Linked DNA regions of Homo sapiens: regions 1 and 2 are each linked to region 3. A link is a loop called in an ENCODE intact Hi-C map of the cell type or tissue named here. Cell type or tissue: dorsolateral prefrontal cortex. All regions are shown on one strand.

Region 1 (5,000 bases), 350 kb before region 3:
GTCCCCCACGCTTCACCGTCCACCTCCCAGCTTCACTGCCCTCCCCCGCCCCCCTCCCCGACCCCCTCCGCACCCCCCCATCCCTGGCCGCTTCACTGTTCAGTCCGGATGCCTCCTGGAAAGAAAAGCCATACAGCACGAAGGAAAGCAGGCGCGGGAAAGTTCCTGTGAAGCTGGAGGGGAGGGGGCAAGAGAGAAAAGCTGCAGAAGGAAAGAGGAAGGAATGCAGGCACTAGGGGAGAGGAGGGGACGGCGGTCGCTGGGGTCAGGGGAAGGCGGACGCCTCTTCCACTGTCCTGAGAGGGAGGAGGCACAGAGGAAGCAGGCCCCAAGGGCCGGGTGCCATGAGAGGGAGAGGGAGAGGAAGAGCAGCACCCCAAGAAGGTGGAGCAGGGGAGGGAGGCCGCCCGGCTGGCCTGGGGTGGGGCAGGTGCAGCCTTCCCGGCTCCCCAAATTGCCCAGCTGTCCTGAAAATAAATCCCATGGGAAAGCGGGGAAGAAGCTGCCCCACCCCCGGACCCCCAGGACCTCCCTGTCCTCCTCTTGACTGCACCTTTGGGCCCTGCCTTTTAGATGGAATCCGATGGCTCTGAGCCCCGCCTGCCCCTGCACCCCCTGCCTCCTTCCTCCTTGTGCTCCTCTGCTGGCCTCCTCCAGTGGCTTCGGTGCTTTCTCACCTCACTGGATCCGTTCTTATTAATTAATTTATTTATTTATTGAGGCAGAATATTACTCTGGTTGCCCCTGCTGGAGTGCAGTGGTACCATTTGCGCTCACTGCGGCCTTGAGCTCCTGGGCTCAGGTGATCCTCCCACGTCAGCCTCCCAAGTAGCTGGGACTACAGGTGCCCACCACCACGCTGGCTAGTTTTTTGTATTTTTGGTAGAGATGGGGATTCACCATGTTGCCCGGGCTGGTCTCAAACTCCTGAGCTCAAGCGATCTGCCCGCTTCAGCCTCCCAAGTGCTGGGATTACAGGTGTGAGCCATCTCGCCTGGCCTCACCGGGTCCATTCTGACTTTGGGAGGGTGTGGTGGGATTTGGGTCCCTGCCCACCACAGACAGGGGGTGGGAATCTTTCAAGGAAGCCATGTGGCTGGGGGGATGCGGGGAGGTCTCCTCTGGAGAAGGAGGGCCAGGTTCCGGTTGATGGCCAGGCCAGGGCAGTCAGGCCAGCGGGAGTGCAGGCCATCGTCCCTGCCTTGCTGGAGGGAGAGCACTTTGCCAGAGAGGAAGAGCCTATGCCTCTCACCTGTCCATTTGGGGGCTCACTTTTCCCCTGTCTGTCTGATCATCCAGCTGACACTGTGCATGTCCGGTTCACCTGGGGTTGTAAGGTGAACAAATGCATGGCCATCCTCAGAAGGCCTGCTTCTGTCTGGTTTTGGCCTCTGGCTTTGAGGCTTCAGTTACTTGCAGGTGATCTTAATTTTAAGTAAAAATGGCCGGGCGCTGTGGCTCACGCCTGTTAGCCCAGCACTTTGGGAGGCCGAGGTGGGCGGATCACGAGGTCAGGAGATCAAGACCAATCCTGGCTAACACGGTGAAACCCTGTCTCTACTAAAAATACAAAAAATTAGCCAGGCGTGGTGGCGGGTGCCTATAGTCCCAGCTACTCAGGAGGCTGAGGCAGGAGAATGGTGTGAACCCGGGAGGCCGAGCTTGCAGTGAGCCGAGATGGCGCCACTGCACTCCAGCCTGGGCGACAGAGTGAGACTCCGTCTCAAAAAAAAAAAAAAAATTTTAAGTAATAAAACAGATTTTTTAATAGTTGCTTTATTCAAGATATTTTTGTGTATGGAGAGGAATACTCATTAACATTGGTACTTTATTGCTCAATTTATTCAAGTAATATAACTCTGAAAATCAATTTTCCTTAAGCATTTAAACATTATTAATTTGATTAATTATAAATCTAGTATTATAAATCTAGACTGATTCTTTTGAACACTCCAGACATCTTAACTAGCAGGCCAGACACACACAAATACAGTATTTCAGATTGATCGAGATGGCGGGATCTGAGCAATCTAATGATTGATTCTTTACAGAGTTGCACAAACCAAGGAGATTTAAACGGAGACCTTTCATCGTCAGGCCGTGTCTCTTTAAATCATGATAACAATGTTTATTTGTGGCATCCGGGACTAAGTTTCTTTTTGTCATAGAGGTGCTACTGGGGTACCTGTCAGAGTGGAGGAAAATGATGTGCAGCCACTAGAGGGCCCCTGAAATTTATTCTTTATATTTATTTATTTATTTTTAACTTTTACAAAATAGAGCTGCGGTCTCTCCATGTTGCTCAGGCTGGTCTCAAACTCCTGGCCTCAAGCGATCCTCCAACCTCTACCTCCCAAAGTGCTGGGATTACAGGCGTGAGCCACTGTGCCCAGCCTAAAATTGATTCTTCTTCTTAGTTATTATTATTTTTGGTGGCAGAGCAGAAAAGCATTTCTAAGTATATAAATACCTCTGACTTGACTTTTTACATCATCCTACCTAAATATGTTGTTGTTTTACTGACCACTAAGAATTTCTCTATATTACACACACGCACACACACACACACACAATCTCTTTCTCTCTCTCACTTAAATGAACAAATGAAAATATATTGTGTATAATTTCTTTTTTTGAATGCAGTTTATTTCATTTTGGCTTTTTTCTTTCTTCCTTTCTTTCTTTCTTTTCTTTTTTTTGAGACGGAGTCTCACTCTGTCACCCAGGCTGGAGTGCAGTGGTGCCATCTTGGCTCACTGCAACCTCCACCACCCGGGTTCAAGCAATTCTCCTGCCTCAGCCTCCTGAGTAGCTGGGATTACAGGCGTGCACCACCACACCCGGCTAATTTTTGTATTTTTAGTAGAGATAGGGTTTCACCATCTTGGCCAGACTGGTCTCAAACTCCTGACCTCCACCCGCCTCAGCCTCCCAAAGTGCTGGGATTATACATGTGAGCCACCTTGCCCGGCCTTCTTTTTGGTTTACTGCTCCCTGCTCCCCACATCCCTTGTTTCTTCTCTCCCACTTCACACGGCTCTTCAGATAACTCATGTAAATGATCTTGGAATACAAGAAATATTCTCCATGATCATAGAATTTCAAAGGAACATAGGTACTTGTGCATGAGCATATGTAGGTTTTTTCATTGTTTTATAAAAACAACATCACGTGATGTATTAGGATTCTCTAGAGGGCCAGAACTAATAGGATCTATCTATCTATCTGTCGATCTATCTATCTATCTAATAAGATCTATCTATCTATCTATCTATCTATCTATCTATCTAAAGGGGAGTTTATTAAGGAGTATTAACTCACACAATCACAAGGTCCCACAATAGTCCATCTGCAAGCTAAAGAGTAAGAAAGCCAGTCCAAGTCCCAAAGCTGAAGAACTTGGAGTCTGATGTTCGAGGGCAGGAAGCATCCAGCATGAGAGAAAGATGTAGGCTAAGAGGCTAAGCCAGTCTGGACTTTTCACGTTATTCTGCCTGCTTTATATTCTGGCCTCACTGGCAGCTGATTAAATGGTGCCCACCCAGATTAAAGGTGGGTCTGCCTTTCCCAGCCCACTGACTCAAATGTTAATCTCCTTTGGCAGCACCCTTACAGACACACCCAGGATCAGTACTTTACATCCTTCAATCCCATCAAGTTGACTCTTAGTATTAACCATCACACATGATTATACACATCATTCTGTCCCTTTTCTCAATAATTTCTTGTAGAAATTTTGGCTGCATACTAGTCAATGGTGTGAATGTACCATAAATTACACATTCATCCACCAGTGGGAATTCACTTTATTTCCAATTTATTTACCCTGCAAACAGCATCGCACTACTGATGACAAGCAGGCAACTGCGTTGGAGAGGGAGGTCATCATGGCTGCAAGGAAGGGACCGGACCCATATAATATACTACCCCTAAAGGCAGCTTCAGGCACCAAAGAAGACCCTAATTTAGTCCTCTCCATCACCAACAAGAGAAGAGTGGGCTGCATCTGCGTAGAGGACAACAGTACCATCACCTGCTTTGGGCTGCACAAAGGCGAGACCCAGTGATGCCCCAGCTATGGAACCCATTACAAGCTGGTGCCCCGCCAGCTGACGTACTGAGCACCTGCACCAAGTTACCCAAAATGTGCTGCAAAGTTTCTTCTTTCCAATAAAGAGTAGCCATTGCATTGGCTCCTTCTCCCATTAAAAAAAAAAGAAGAAAGGGCCGGGCGCGGTGGCTCATGCCTGTAATCCCAGCACTTTGGGAAGGCGAGGTGAGTGGATCACCTGAGGTCAGGAGTTTGAGACCAGCCTGACCAACATGGAGAAACCCCGTCTCTGCTAAAAATACAAAATTAGCCGGGCTTGGTGGCGCATGCCTGTAATCCCAGATACTCAGGAGGCTGAGGCAGGAGAATCGCTTGAACCCAGGAGGCAGAGGTTGTGGTGAGCAGAGATCGCACCATTGCACTTCAACCTGGGCAACAAGAGTGAAATTCCTTCTCAAAAAAAAAAAAAAAGAAAGAAAGAAAGAAAGAAAGAAAAGAAAAAAGGCCAGGCATGGTGGCTTATGCCTGTAATCCCACATCTTTGGGAGGGCGAGGCAGGAGGATTATTTGAGCCCAGGAGTTCTAGACCAGCCTGGCCAACATAGTGAGACCCTAACTATTTAAAAAAAAAAAAAGTCACATGCAGATTTTTTTTTTTTTTTTTTGAGACAGAGTTGCCCAAGCTGGAGTGTAGTGGGATAGTCTTGGCTCATTGCAACCTCTGCCTCCCGGGTTCAAGTGATTCTCCTGCTTCAGCTTCCCGAGTAGCTGGGATTACAGGCACACGCCACCACACCTGGCTAATTTTTGTATTTTTAGTAGAGATGGGGTATCACCATGTTGACCAGGCTGGTCTGAAACTCCTGACCTCAAGCGATCCGCCTGCCTTGGCTTCCTAAAGTGTTAGGATTACAGGTGTGAGCCACCATGCCTGGCCTAGTTGTCTATT
Region 2 (5,000 bases), 230 kb before region 3:
TTTTTGCCCAGTTGTAGCATCAGGGTTGTGATAAACCTCGGTCATGATTTGGGAAGCTTCCCATCATTTTCTTTTCTCTGGAATAGTCTCTGTAATGTGGAATGATCTGTTCATTGACAATTTGGTAGAAATTGCCAGTAAAACCATCAAGGCCTGAGGTTAGGTGAGGATTGGTTACCTTTTCAGTGTCCTCATTGATGATCGACCTAACTGAGTGATTTTTCTCCATTTTGTGTCAGTTTTGGTGATTCTTACTTTTATGGAATATTTATGTAAGTGTGCTAGAAGGCCAAGCACGACTTTTCCATCTGCCCTGGAATTGGTGGCCGGGAGTTAAAACCATGGTCAAAGAGAGATTATGTACCTAACATCCTACAGAAAGCTTCAGATGGGTGAGGGTCAGACAGATACACCACAGAAAGACTCACGACAAGGTCTTGTGAAGAGGCATTCAGCTTTGGCCGGGAGACCCCAGCAACAGGCAACAAGCAACGGCTGGGAATTAAGAGGGCTTGGGAAACTGAGTGTGTAGAAAAACACACAAACTCAAGCCGTGTTTTTCCTCTGCTCTCGCACCAACACAACAACAGTCAACACAGAAGACTTCTGTGACCAAATGTGGGGGATTTCTTCCCACCAACAAACAAGCAATCCATTCTTCAGCAGGCACCAGCCAGGTGTCCTCTCAGTCACATCCAACATTGCCTTGAGATGGTGTCAGATCTCACAGGTTGAGGGCCCAGTCCCCAAAACTGCCCCTGCTTTAGACACCAGTAGAAAGCTCAGACATCTGGAGTGTCTGACCAACAGGCTTCAAGTTGAGGTTCCCATGACCCATTCTTTGGGTTCAGTTAATTTGCTAGAGCACTACTCTGGAGGCTGAGGCAGGAGAATTGCTTGAATCCAGGAGGCGGAGGTTGCAGTGAGCCGAGATCGTGCCACTGCACTTCAGCCTGGGCAACAGAGCGAGACTCCGCCTCAAAAAAAAGAAAAAAAGATCATTGAGTTCTAAGTGTGCCTAATTCACACTATGATTTTGTCTTTAACGCGTGAATGATTTAGGAGCGATAACGTGCTACCCTAGCAAGAACGGGAATCGAGCTCAAATACGGACACCACCGTGTCTAGCAGCACAGCCTACCCTGAACTCATTGGAAATCGATATCCATTTGTCCCTTAAAATATTTTAAGTAATTTTGGAGAGATGTAGGAGAATAATGCTTTTTTCTTTTTTTTTTTTTTTGAGACAGAGTTTCATTGTTGTCACCCAGGCTGGAGTGCAATGGCACGATCTCGGCTCACTGCAACCTCCCACTCCTGGGCTCAAGCGATTCTCCTGTCTCAGCCTCCCGAGTAGCTGGGATTAGAGGCAGCTGCCACCACGCCCGGCTAATCTTTGTATTTTTAGTAGAGACGGAGATTCACCATGTTGGCCAGGCTGGTCTCCAACTCCTGACCTCAAGTGATATGCCCATCTTGGCCTCCCAGAGTGCTGGGATTACAGGTGTGAGCCACCGAACCCAGCAGAGAATAATGCTTTTTAAACATTTTTTTAATTTTTAAATTTTTAATTAATTAAATTTAATTTTTTAATTTTTTAGAGACAGGATCTTATTCTGTTGCCCAGGCTGGAGTGCAGTGATGGCTCACTGCAACCTCAAACTCCCCAGCTCAAGTAATCCTCCCAGCTTTGCCTCTTTTTTTTTTTTTTTGAGATGGAGTCTCGCTCTGTTGCCCAGGCTGGAGTGCAGTGGCACAATCTCAGCTCACTGCAAGCTCCCCTTCCCGGGTTCACGCCATTCTCCTGCCTCAGCCTCCCAAGTAGCTGGGACTACAGGCGCCCACCGCCACGCCCGGCCAAATTTGTATTCTTTTTTTTTTTTTTTAGTAGAGATGGGGTTTCACTGTGTTAGCCAGGATGGTCTCGATCTCCTGACCTTGTGATCCGCCTGCCTCAGCCTCCCAAAGTGCTGGGATTACAGGCGTGAGCCACTGCACCCGGCCCCAACTTTGCCTCTTAAAATGCTTGAATTACAGGCATGAGCCACTGTACCCTGCCACGGTAATGCTTTTTAGGGGTGTATTAGTTGGGGTTCAGCCAATAAACAGAACCACTAAGATGTATATATTTTGTTTACGAATTTTAAAAAATCTGAATCTGACCTTATCCAGTTGCAGGGGCTGGTTAAGCAACCCCCATAAAATGTTGTCTTCACTGCCTGTGATGTTGGAGCTTGAAGTCTGCGGCGGGGTGGTTCAAGGGGCCATCAGAAAGGGATGAGGGATGCTAGGTGTGGGAGAGCAAGAGCCAGCTGGAACCCACAGGTCTGAGCTGTGGAGCGTACGAGGAGAGACAGAACCCATGTCATCGTTCTTGCCTCTGACTTTAATTGTGTCCTACTGGGGACCTTCCTCAAGGAGCTAAAGACACACACTTGGCTCAGGATCAGAGACACTCAGGGACCATCTAGGACTGCTCCTGGCAGCTGCAGGCCCAGGTGCTGCTTCACGCCAAGGAGATGTGAGCATGCCAGAAAAGGGCTGCTGCCTCACTTCCTCCCAGCAGACTTGCCAGGGCGGTCTCTGTGGCTAGCCCTGAAATCTGACCGCTGGGAAGGGAGGGCATCCTGACTTAGTGCACACATTACAGAGCTTCCGCAAGGGGGCAGAAGAGCTGACCCCAAACCCTGAGAATTTGATTAGGATTGCATCAAATCTGTAAACTTTTTTTTTTTTTTTTGAGATGGAGTCTTGCTCTGTCACCCAGGCTGAAGTGCAGTGGCTGGATCTCTGCTCACTGCAACCTCAGGTTTAAGCAATTCTACTGCTTCAGCCTCCTGAGTAGCTAGGATTACAGGTGCACGCTACCACGCCTGGCTAATTTTTTGTATTTTTAGTAGAGACCGGGTTTCACCATGTTGGCCAGGTTGGTCTCAAACTCTTGATCTCAAGTGATCTGTCCACCTCAGCCTCCCAAAGTGCTGAGATTACAGGCATGCACAACCGCACCTGGCCGATTTAACCTCTTAATATTAAGTCTTTCAATCCCAAAACATGGTATATCTCACCATTGATTTAGGTGTTTTTAAAAACTTTCTCTTAGTTCTTAGTAGAGTTTTGTAGTTTTCTGTGTATGGGTCTTATACAACTTTTGCAAGATGATTTTTTTTCTTTTTCTTTTTTTTTTTTTTTTTTGAGATACAGTCTTGCCCTGTCACACAGGCTGGAGTGCAGTGGCTCAATCACAGCTCACTGCAATCTTGACCTCCCCAGGTTCAGGTGATCCTCTTGTCTCAGCCTCCCAAGTAGTTGGGACTGCAGGTGCACGCCTCCACATCCAGATAATTTTTGTATTTTTTGTAGAGACAGGGTTTTACTATGTTGCCCAGGCTGGTCTTCAACTCTTAGGCTTAAGCGATCCACCTACCTCAGCCTCCCAAAGTGCTGGGATTACATATGTGAGCCACTGCACCTTGCCTGCAAGATGATTTTTTTTTTTTTTTTGAGATGGAATCTCACTGTCGCCCAGGCTGGAGTGCAGTGGCGCAATCTCAGCTCACTGCAACCTCCACCTCCCGGGTTCAAGCAACTCTCCTGCCTCAGCCTCCCAAGTAGCTGGGACTACAGGCACACCCCACCACGCCTGGCTAATTTCCATATTTTTAGTAGAGACAGGGTTCCACTATATTGGTCTGGCTGGTCTCAAACTCCTGACCTTAGGTGATCCACCCGCCTCGCCCTCCCAAAGTGCGGGATTACAGGCATCAGCCACTGTGCCCGACCATCAAGATGATTTTTAACACTCTGTTTTCAGGGACAGATTTCTGGTGATAGATAACAAACCAATATTCTAAATGGCTCACTATGGGCCAGGTGCTCTTTATAATATATGTAGCTATAATATGAATATGAACAAACTCGTTTAAGCCTCACAACCCACAATGAAGAAGTTGTATTATCATCTCCATTTCATATGACAGACTGAAGCACAGAGGTGCTAAGTAACTTGCTAAATGCCACAATCCAGTAAGTGGCAGAAGCAGGATGAAACCCAGGCAGCCGGCTGCAGAGTTGCCACTCACACTGCTCCCCTTGTGCTGCTTGGTAACAGTGACAAGCGTTCCTACCAGTATCCAATAGCACATAAAATCAGGACTGATGCTCTGTCAATATCAGACTTGACTCTTTTCTTTTTTTTTTTTTGAGACGGAGCCTCGCCCTGTTGCCCAGGCTGGAGTGCAGTGGCACGATCTCGGCTCACTGCAACCTCCGCCCCCCAGGATCAAGCAATTCTCATGCCTCAGCCACCCGAGTAGCTGGGATTACAGGCGCACGCCACCGCGTCTGGCTAATTTTTGTATTTTTAGTAGAGACGGGGTTTCACCACGTTGGCCAGGCTGCTCTCTGCTCTCTGCTAACTCCTGACCTCAGGTGATCTGCCCACCTCGGCCTCCCAAAGTGCTGGGGTTACAGGCATGAGCCACCATGCCCGGCCAGACTTTACTCTTACGTTCAGATTCATTGAACTCGTTCTATAAAAGCAAGATCTCCCCCCTCAGTTGCTGCAGGGGAGAGGGGACATCTTCATCTTTATCTTATAGTATTTCGTATATACAAAGATGTGCACAATTTTTAGAATGAGGCTATGGAACTTTGTTCATTAGCAGGAAAGCCCAATAGCAGGCTAGTAGAGCTACGTGTTACGGGATGAAAGGGAGTAAGAGTGGATAGAAATTTCCTTAAAAACACTTTGTGGCCGGGCGCGGTGGCTCATGCCTGTAATCCCAGCACTTTGGGAGGCCGAGGCGGGTGGATCACGAGATCAGGAGATCGAGATCATCCTGGCTAACACAGTGAAACCCCGTCTCTACTAAAAATACAAAAAATTAGCCAGGTGTGGTGGCGGGCGCCTGTAGTCTCAGCTACTTGGGAGGCTGAGGCAGGAGAATGGTGTGAACCAAGGAGGCGGAGCTTGCAGTAAGCCGAGATCGTGCCACTAC
Region 3 (5,000 bases):
GCCAACATGGAGAAACCCCGTCTCTACTAAAAATACAAAATTAGCCAGGTGTGGTGGCGCATGCCTGTCGTCCTAACTACTTGGGAGGATGAGGCAAGAGAATCACTTGAACCCAGGAGGCAGAGGTTGCAGTGAACCAAGATCGCGCCATTGTACTCCAGCCCGGGCAACAAGAGTGAAACTCCATCTCAAAAAAAAAGAAAGAAAAGAAAACAAGGCCATTTGGTGCAGCCAGGGCAAGGGGGCCACGTGGGTGAGGGGCTGTAAGAGATGCCTCTGGAGAGACAGGCAGGGGTCAGACCTGTGTGGGCTTCACTGGCTGAGGCAAGGCACGGAAATGGGTGGCTTGGAAGGAGGCAACAGCACCCACATGGCAGGTGCAGCTCCCTCCCGGAGGGTGGGCTGGGGGCAGGGAGCACGCGCCAGGATGGAGACAGGGTGCTGAACAGGGAAAGGCGACCCACCGGACATCAGAAATGCCACTGTGAAAGGAGGCCCTCAAGGATTCAGGGGGAGGGGCATCTCTGATGGGGCTAGCTGGTCCTTGCCCCAGCACAGGGACCCTGTGGAGCTGAAGAAGGCAGTAGCACGTTGGTGATGGGCTGGCGTCTTCAGAGGTTTGTCCAGGGTGGGCACACATCCTGTAATGAGTATTCTGGAGCCCAGCCCTGTCTTCTCCTCAATAAGGCTCCAGCAGGCCGGACCCCAGGAGAGTGCTGGGTACCCGGGCTGGAGCCAAGCCCCTCCGGCCCCCAGTGCAGTGAGAAGCAAGGGGGCTGCGTGAGGCCTGTACAGCTCAGACGCTCAGGGGCTCCAGGACAGGGTCTCAGCCGGTTTCTCTGTCCCGGGCTCCCTTCTTTTCCCTTCCTCTCCATCCATTTTGTTGAATGCTGTATTTGCCGCTGGACCCTGGAATGGCCAGATACGGCCCATCCCTGCCACCAGCAGCAGCTCTCTTCCCGCAGGGGCCTTGACTGCAGACTCGGCCAACATGACCACTGAGTTCCCAGGGGCCGGAAGTGCCAGGGAGCCCAGAGGAGTGGAGGCCTCGATGCCCAGGGCTGGCCGGGAGGGCTTCTCAGAGGAAGGGACATTTGAGTTGGGGCTGGAAGAGATTTCAGTGGGCCCCAGGGAGATGAGGAGCGGTCAGGGCACTGCAGCCAACGAGCTATGAGTGACGAGTGCATAGCGCTGAAGACGGGGCTGGGCGAGACACATGTGTTATTGGGCCCACAGTGGGGAGCCACGAAGGGCCTCCTGCAGGAGAGGGATGCCACAGGGCCAGGCCTGAGGAACACAGGCCCCTTCTTCCAGGTCTGAGGGCCGGTAACCTGCTCTGCCAGTAAGGGATGGAGCTGGGCCTCAAGCTATGCTATAGGCACGGAGAGCAGCAGCCTCCTAAGTCAGCTCCCACTTACTTCTTGCCTGATGATAACCAGAGGGACCATGCTGGTTAGCGTGGCCTAACCTCCCAGCCAACAGTTTATCCACTTCCCTGGACAAAACCCAATGCTTCAACCTGACCTGCGAGGCCCAGCATGGCCTGGTCCCACCACCTCTCAGCAGGGCCCAGCTCTAATCCTCAAGTCTGGGGACCCAGGATCAGTGAGGTCCAAACCAAGTTGGCAGAGCCACCAAGCCAGGCCCCACCCAGCTCCACTTCCACATCAACAGGGGTGACCAGCATGACCTGCAGGACCTCCAGTGAGGGAGGATACTGTGGCCTCGGGTCAGCCAATTCCCCCCTCAGCCCCCAGCCCACGCTCCCTGTCCCCAGCCCTGTCCTCTCTGACCTCATCTCCACCTTGCAGTCCAGAAGTCTTGGGTACCCAACTGAGGCTGACTGTGACATGCCCCAAACACAGGCAGGCCCTCTTCAAGCCCAGGAGGTGAGGGCCTGGGTCGGGGGACCCTCTGGCTCTGCCATGGGCTTGCTGTGTGTCTCTGGGGCCAGCCGCCCCCTCCCTGGGCCCATCTCTTGTCTATGCCCCAAGGGACCCCTTTACGGTGCACTGTTCAGCAGAACGTTGGGAATCCCTGCACCCCTGCCCCTCTGGATAATACAATCCTCCAATCCTGCCCTGGCCGCATCCTGCTATTTCTCCAAGATGAGCTCCTTCCTCCACCACGCAGTCTCGCTGCAGCCGGCGGCGCAGGGCGACCTCTCATGGCCACATGTGGGCATAACGTGGCTCATCAACGGGGCGCTGGGAGGACACTGGGAGGGCTGGCCAAGCCCTGGGAGGACTTGGGGGAGACACTGGGAGGACTGCAGTTGAGGGGGCCTGCTGGGAGGGTGCTGGGGGGCTCACCTCACCCTTCTCTGAGGCTCAGCCTCTTCACACTCATTGGGCCCAAGTGAGAAAAGGTGTGGTGGCTTCGAGTCAGGCCTGACTTCCTTCTGCTCTTCAGTCACAAATATTTATTAATTAATTATTTATTTATTTATTTATTTATTTATTTATTTATTTTCTTGAGACAAAGTCTTGCTCTGTCACCCAGGCCAGGGTGCAGTGGCGTGATCAGCTCATTGCAACCTCCCCCTCCCAGGTTCAAGCGATTCTCCTGCCTCAGCCTCCCTAGTAGCTGGGATTACAGGCACCTGCCACCATACCCGACTAATTTTTGCATTTTTAATACTAATGGGGTTTCACCATGTTGACCAGGCTGGTCTCAAACTTCTGACCTCAGGTGATCCACCCACCTCAGCCTCCCAAAGTGCTGGGATTACCGGCATTAGCCATCGCATCCAGCCAGTCCAAGGCTTCTTGACTAGGGCAGCTGAGGTGGAGGCTCCCCCACCTTCTCGCCACTGCGCCCAGCCACAAATATTTATTGAGCACCTGCTGCATGCCCTACCTGTGTAGGTCCTAGAGCAGCCACCTCAGAGCAGGCAGGTCCGCACCTCGCTGCACCTGCAGGCCTGCGGGCTTCAGCTCCTCCTCTTCCCACTCCGAGCTCACCCCATGTTGCCGCTCAGTATTGCCGGTCTCACAGGGCCCCTGAGGGCAGAGGGGAAGGTGCTCAGGTCCTGTCCAGGGAGACACCTGGGACCTGGTGGTCCCATTGGCAATCATCACCCACCTCTTCCTCCCACTGCTCTTGCCTCCACACTCCGAGGCCCCTCCTTTCAGAAGGTTATTCCAAGAGCTCCCACCTGGGTGCCCAAATCTCATTGCCCCAGTGCTGCTGTCCATGCTGGGTGCCTCTCTGGGAGCTCGTGGGAGTGACTGGTTCATCCTCTTCCCCCAGGGGATAAGATAATGGAATTGGATGGGGAAGCTCTGGGGAACACTCCAACATTCCCTCCACAGCATCTTCGGATTCTTCACTTAGGTTTGCCTAAAGTGGGGCAGTTCTGAGCTCCCTGCAGGGGAAGGGGGCTCCCTACCCGCTGTAGGATGCACAGGCCCCAGCATCTGCGTTTAGGGAAAATGCAGGCAGGGCCAGCCCCTCTTGGCATCCTTTTTGTGGCTGGGAGTGTCACCTATAGAACAGAGTCCACCCCACCCTGCAAGCCTACAGTCACCCTGAAAAGGGACCCTGGCCTGCTCCGTACCGCCCCCTCCTCCTCAAAAAACAACCCCCTCCCAGGAGCGTCCCTCTAGAACCGCGTACAGCTGTGGGTGCACCTGAGGAGGCAGGGCGGGGAAACAGCGGCCAGGTGCGCTGCCAGGATCATACAGCTAATGTGGCCAAGCAGACAAGTAAGTCCAGAGCAGGCTCAAAGCCTCGTGTTCTTGAGGGATCCAGGCCCATTTCCCCCAACTGTAGAATGGCCTGCCTGTGGGCTGTTTGGGGAAGGAAGCCAGGGGAGGAAGGGAGGTGGGCATGTGCACAGCCCTGAGCCATGTTCTCACTGTGGCCTATCCACAGCCCCTCAAGGCAGACGTCACTACCCCACTTTTAGCAGGTAAAGGAGCGAAAGCCCCGGGAGGTGAAGCTGCGCCCATGGTCTGTCTGGAAGGTGTCCCTGGGGCTGTGGAAGGCGTGCCGCGGTGGCCCCTCCACCCAGGACCAGCAGTGGCCATCCCTGGCCTAGCATGAGTGCCCCTGCCCTCTGCCAGGGTATCCTGACGTCAGTGGGACTCCGGAGCAGAGGGCCAGGGAGGGAATGGGCCATGCAGCTAGCTATGTTTGGGAGTGTTCCAGGCAGGTGGATCACCTGAGGTCGGGAGTTCAAGACCAGCCTGACCAACATGGAGAAACCCCTCCTCTACTAAAAATACAAAATTAGCCAGGCGTGGTGGCACATGCCTGTCATCCCAGCTACTCAGGAGGCTAAGGCAGGAGAATGGCTTGAACCCGGGAGGCAGAGGTTTCGGTGAGCGAAGATCGCGCCATTGCACTCCAGCCTGGGCAACAAGAGCGAAACTCCATCTCAAAAAAAAAAAAAAAAGAAAAAAAAGAGGAGCGACCTGAAGCAGGACTAAAGAGACTATAAGGACATTACGTGATTATGTGAGTCCTGGTGTGACCCCACAAATCCCTCTTCTCTGCACCAGAGGACAGCCCTGCGGGGTCTCACTCACTGGGAACCCCATGCCTGGCACAAGATAATGAAAGCAGTCAATGGCCATGCCCTTCTCTTGGAGAACAGAGGCCCAGAGAGGAATATGGACTGAGCCAACATCCTTCCCTGAGTTCAGGGTGCACATGGGGCCATGTCTGCTGACAGCCCTTCGGCCTTTCCACGAGACCCGAGCCTATGAGACATCAATCCCCCTTCCCTGGGCCCAGCCTGGCCAACCACTGCCCCAAGACTGGGGTGGGCCCGGGTCCACCGGAGCTCCTCAGCCAAGCTATGCCCATGACTCTCCCAGCTGCCCCTAGGGGGAGACAGACTCGCCTGCTGTGCCTGGGTCGGAAGGATTCCCGCTGCTCATCCTCATCCTGGATACAGGTGGCAGGCGCCAAGCCAGGGTGAGTCACAGGGCAGCTGGCCAGGCCAGTTGTCTTTTTTTTGTTGTTGTTGTTTTTTCTGTGGCAGCAGAATCCCT

Evidence for each region. Peaks named below come from ENCODE experiments on the same cell type or tissue, not always from the same donor. Only the 100,000 strongest peaks of a DNase experiment are listed, where the experiment ranks them.
Region 1: a loop joins it to region 3, with 4 times the contacts of the local background. A loop is called at or near these places in 50 of 110 quality-filtered maps.
Region 2: it touches region 3 in a loop (5-fold over the local background); 58 of 110 quality-filtered maps call a loop at or near these places.

The regions. Positions count from the first base shown.
Region 1 is chr22:39,119,410-39,124,409 of GRCh38, reverse strand. It overlaps the pseudogene COX5BP7. Among named protein-coding and RNA genes, the nearest start is that of APOBEC3H, 25 kb to the right of the region's middle. In dorsolateral prefrontal cortex, CTCF peaks have their summits at 2,005 and 2,205 (motif pointing right); no DNase peak of the experiment used is centred here.
Region 2 is chr22:39,000,937-39,005,936 of GRCh38, reverse strand. No RefSeq gene overlaps it. Among named protein-coding and RNA genes, the nearest start is that of APOBEC3B-AS1, 5.2 kb to the right of the region's middle. In dorsolateral prefrontal cortex, a CTCF peak has its summit at 2,640 (motif pointing right); a DNase peak (open chromatin) is centred at 2,636.
Region 3 is chr22:38,766,157-38,771,156 of GRCh38, reverse strand. No RefSeq gene overlaps it. Among named protein-coding and RNA genes, the nearest start is that of SUN2, 13 kb to the right of the region's middle. In dorsolateral prefrontal cortex, CTCF peaks have their summits at 2,172 (motif pointing left) and 4,830 (motif pointing right); DNase peaks (open chromatin) are centred at 2,156 and 4,846; H3K4me3 peaks cover 155 bases; H3K27ac peaks cover 2,180 bases.